2 separate regions of the Mus musculus genome follow, and region 2 is linked to region 1. Evidence: chromatin loops called from intact Hi-C (ENCODE). Cell type or tissue: heart. All regions are shown on one strand.

Evidence for each region. Peaks named below come from ENCODE experiments on the same cell type or tissue, not always from the same donor. Only the 100,000 strongest peaks of a DNase experiment are listed, where the experiment ranks them.
Region 2: a loop joins it to region 1, with 4 times the contacts of the local background. A loop is called at or near these places in 9 of 42 quality-filtered maps.

The regions. Positions count from the first base shown.
Region 1 is chr9:120,495,338-120,497,837 of GRCm38, reverse strand. No RefSeq gene overlaps it. Among named protein-coding and RNA genes, the nearest start is that of Eif1b, 4.0 kb to the right of the region's middle. In heart, a CTCF peak has its summit at 965 (motif pointing right); a DNase peak (open chromatin) is centred at 947.
Region 2 is chr9:120,126,337-120,128,836 of GRCm38, reverse strand. It overlaps Rpsa (ribosomal protein SA), which reads right to left and starts at 1,071. Exons shown (of 7, transcript NM_011029.4): 1 at 1,007-1,071; 2 at 215-380. The coding sequence starts at 347. It overlaps LOC115485682 (a small nucleolar RNA gene), which reads right to left and starts at 57; the gene lies at 1-57. In heart, no CTCF peak of the experiment used is centred here; a DNase peak (open chromatin) is centred at 1,146; H3K4me3 peaks cover 1,871 bases; H3K27ac peaks cover 2,382 bases.

The DNA.
Region 1 (2,500 bases):
GTATTCAGTAGTGAGAGGGGACAGAGTCAGGGTTGCCTTCGCACAGTCTCCCCTGTGCTGGGCTAGCCTTGCACTCACTATGTACCAGAGGATAGCCTTGAACTTCTCTTCCCACCTCTTGTCAGTTTATGTGTATTTGTTAAGAGGCAAACCCAGGCCCTTGTGCATGCTAGGCAGGAACTCAAGGGGGTGGGATGACGGTTGAGGGAGAATGAGTGTTTGCGAGGGGTAACTGCGGAGCTCTGCTGGCCTTCATGTGGAGAAGGATGGAATCTGATGCCCGTGGAACTGGGCAAGACTCGGCTGTGAGTGCTGACATCAACTGCTTTCCTTACAATGCAAGACAAGAGGGAGCCGGAGGGCCAGGGCCTGGTAAACTACAGCTGCCCAAAGGGCCTGTTGTCAGGGTTACTACTATAGTAAAAGAACACCTCTCAAGATTCTCCAGGGGATACCTGAACCAGGGACCGCCTCGTACGGCACTGCTGGATCCAGAGAAACCAACACCTGGAGCGTCATTTCCAGGAAGTGGAAGAGCCTGATTCTCCGAGGGTTCCCGAATGAATGAGTCTTCCTCTGTACACACACACACACACACACACACACACTCCCCAGCCATACACTGGGAGTGCTGTTATAGACTGTCCAGGCTGTATGTACTCACTACTGACAATGCAGAAGCCTCAGGTTTTTTCTGGCTTATTCACTCACGAGAGGACATAAGCAAATATCTCTGTTGACACAGAACTAACTTCCTGGTGGCATGTGCTGTGGCTGTGTACAGTCCGAGGATAAGGCTGTATAAACACTACCAGTTCTCCCAAGTGACAGAAAGTTAAGACTGCTTTCATGGACAGTAAAAGGGACGGGCTGAGATCAGTGTGGATAACTGCCCACAGGGCTGATTGTAAGGTGATTGTTTGTGTTGGCCAGGAGCCATGGTTTTCTAGGTGTCCACAAGAGGGCGCTAATAGACCACTGCTAGCCTTAATCTGCCTCAGTTTAAATGCATTTCCCCCCTGGTACCCAACCTTTCCATTTTGACACTCTTGGTCTACCAAGTGGGCTGCTAGAGACTCAAACTGTTCTTCCTGTTGTAAATAAACTATCCCTAGCCTCTAGCAAGTCTATGGCTCTCATCTGTTCAGACTCCATCCTGGTGACCAAGGATGGAGGGCCCTTTTCAGACTTCGAGGGATACTGTTTTCATCCTGCTCCCCAAAGCATCAGTCATGACTAACATGGACTAACAATTCTGTCTCCACTCCTTAGACCACGTGTCTTGCCCAAAGGGCTTCAAGAATGGCTTTCAGGTAAGAAGTATGTTTAACAGTAAACTGGAGGTAAAAAGGCCAGCTTTCTTCTGGAGCATTCTAGAGACCCTTCCAAGCTCTCTAGGGTAACTGGGCTACCCTGTACTCTAACCTGTGAGCACTTAAAGACTCCCCAAGAACTTAAACCTTTTTGCGAGTTGACAGCTGTGATCCCTTGTTGAGATAGGGTTTCCAGTATCCCCTGCTGGCCTTCAACTCCTCCATTCTGTTTCTGCTTCTCTAGTGCTAGGATTACAGGCTTGTACCACCACCACACCCAGGTCTGTAACTGCTTCTTGCATGAAGTTTGTAGGTTACTCTCTAGTTAGGGGCGGCAGCGATCAGGATGTCAGCCAGACAGGTGAGCCACCCACTCCTGTTGAGTAGAACTCACCAATCTGATCCTCATAGTCTTGTCATCCCGTGGTGCCTGGGATCTAGAACATCCAAGGACAGCTTGGCAACCCCCCCACCGCCCCCTCTGGTGCCAACCCGACTCCATACTGCTTCCTTGGAGGAACATGTGGAGCCTCCCTTGCATGGCCTCTGCCCTACTCTGTATGCCCACTATCCTGATGGATAAGAGTGATTCTTATCACAAGCCTTGTCCAGTCAGTTCTCTTGCTGAACTTTTAACACGCTGCCACTGAAGACTGCCCTTCACTCATACAGATGCTATGCAGACATCTCGCTTGATGAACAGATGTGCTGGGGTGACCTACTGCTTGACTTCTGGGCTGTAGCCACTCCTTCCTCTAGCTGCAGGATAGCTGGTGACCCAGGAGCTGCACTGCCACCGTGGCTGGGGTGGAACTGTTCCTTTACTGTGATGGACACTACCCCCTCAGGAGAACAGCTTGTCACTAGTCCTTCAGTAGGCAGGGCAGGCTGCTCTGGTGGCCTCCAGAATGCCAGGCTGACAGGCAGAGGAGCCCGTCTACTCCAGACTGTGCTGGGCAGAAGCACCTGGCACTCAACTCCAGGAGTGCTAACCTAAAGCCTTCCACTCTGAAGACACACAGCATCACCCACACCTGCAGGGCACTGCCTCTGGCTAAATGCATTTTGATACACTGAGGGTGACAAACAGCTCTCTCTACCTGTTGTTCTGAAGCTGATGAACCTAGAGGTTTCAGGGAAGAGACAGTTCATGTTCCTAATGTTTCAGCAAAGAAAACAAAGTGCAT
Region 2 (2,500 bases), 370 kb after region 1:
ACTCAGAAGTTCACTGGCCAAGACTGGCCTCCACTCTGAGCTTTAATAGTGTGCAGGGTCAGTCAGTCCTCCATGACCTCTGGCCCCTTCCCACACATCCTCTTAGTTACATCACAAGCCAGAGTAGCACTCCAACACCAACCATTCAGTTACCAGGCACTATACCCATTAGAGCACCATAGTCAGGAACTGACTATCACAGGTGGCAACTGACCGTCACTTTTCCTTTTGTAGATGTACTGCTCCATCTGAAAGTCAAGGTTGGTGCCACCTAAGTGGGTTCCCGCAGCAAGGAATTTGAGGACATCCTCCTCCTTCATCTGCAGGACGTCAAGGGCTCCGGACATTGTGTAAGTTTCCCTTTAAGTTACGATGGGAATCTAAAAAAGGAATAAAATTCATCTTTTTTCTTCTGACACTAGAACTCACAAGATTGCCCTGCCTCCTGAGAGGGGGACTAAAGGCGTATGCCACTAGGCGCAGCACATCATCTGAGCTGAAATGGGTTGTGTTCTTATTCCTCCTTGCCTTTCGATTTTTCTGGCCACCTAGTCACTAAGGAAAGTGACTTTGTCAGCAGAGCACATATAGAAAAACTGGACAGTTGAAGTTAGCGCCTCCGCAGGCACACTGACTACAGGATAGCTACTTAAGTATAGCTGCTTCTTTGCACCGAGAGTTGCGCAAAGGCGGCCATGATCGGGGTGCTTCGGGAGTTGTATTTCGAGACTGGCCGGCAGTTCCCGTCCCATCTCCATGCGCCTCACAAGCACTTTTCCCAGCATCTTGCCGACAGGGCCCTCGAGCGTGGCGCGAACCGCAGAAGGGCCCCGCAGTGGCGCCCGCCCCACCTAACTGCGGGCCAGCACGTGGCGCTGCCGCCAGGAGCCAAGCCGCCCCGGCACACGCAGCCTCGGCGCCCTCCGCGCCCACCCATGGCGCGGGAAGCTAGTAAGCGCGCGTCCCGCGGCGTCCGGAGACGCCGAGGGCTCCACGTGAGACTCACCAAGAACAACGCCGTATGGACCCGTCCCCGGGTAGCGCGAAAGGACGGGCGGCCGGAAATGACGTCCTTAAATAACCCACAGCCAGCCAATGGCAAAGCAGGCTAAGCAAAAAGGGAGAACTTCCGCTCCGGAAAAAGCCTCTGGCGCACGCGCAGATTCAGTGAGTGGGCCCGCTGTAGCGCGCGCGGAGCGGAAGTTAAAGTGGCCCGCGCCTGCGCGGCTGCAGTCGCTGCACAGACCCCAGGCCGGAAGTAGCTGGGGCGAGGGGGGGGAGTGGGGGGGGGGGAGCGAGCGTGGAAAGTCCGTAGCTTTTGGTCCGCTGAGTGACGAATAGGCTTCAAGCTGGGCCACCTATGTCAGGATTAACTCCAGGAGCACACACCCGCCTGCCCCTCTGGTACTGGCTCCTTCCTACATTTGAGAACTACAAAATAGTAGTTACCCAGTAAGATATTACAAAAGTGTTGAAGGGAGCAGGGAGAAATTTGGATGCGTCATCTATTTACAAAGCGTTTATTACTGTATTCCATGTCTCAAGTAATCTAGAGATGACTTGGAGTCTGTGGGAGGGTTGTGGTTATTAGAAAATACCAGACTATTTTTGTTTTGTTTTGTTTTTCGAGACAGGGTTTCTCTGTACAGCCCTGGCTGTCCCGGAACTCACTTTATTGACCAGGCTGGCCTCGAACTCAGAAATCCGCCCGCCTCTGCCTCCGGAGTGCCGGGGCTAAATAAAGGCGTGTGCCACCACGCCCAGCTCAGACCATTTTATATTAGGGACTTGAGCATCTATGGGTTTGGCATCCATAGGTGGTTCTGGAACAAATCCCACAGATACTGAAGGATAACCATATATGCATACAACAAAAATAATAGATCAAAAACCCAGAGGAGTGTGGGTGCAGCTCCGTGGTAGAGTACTAACATCGAAAGGCTCTGGGTTTCTTCAGTTCTTGCTGGGGCAAGAGGACCATGAATTTGAAGCTATAGTCATACTCTGTCTCAAAAATAAATATAAAACGGTAAAACTAAAAAGAACAAAGCATTTAACTTGCCACATCGTGAATGTGTATCAAGATATCTTGTTAAGTAAAACAGAATATTCTAAAATCTATTAAGTGGTATGTTCAGGTCAGGTAGTGGTGGCCTATGCCTGTAATCCTAGCCAGCACTCAGGAGACAGAGGCAAGCAGATCTCTACGAGTTGAAAGCTAGTCTAATCTACAAAAATGAGTTCCAGGACAGCCAAAGCTACACAGAGAAACCCTGTCTTTAAAAAAAAGAAAAAATAGAGTGGCCTAGCTCCCTGCGGCTGTCCTTGGTCACGCTTGGTACCAGGCTGAAGCAGTCAAGATGACCTTATTTCAGCTTAGAAGTGAGCACTGGGTTCATATACTTGTCCCTGTAGGATTTGTCTTTGGGTATTATCTAGACAGAAAGGATGGTGAAAAGCTAACTGCTGCTGGGCCGTGGTATTGCACGCCTTTAATCCT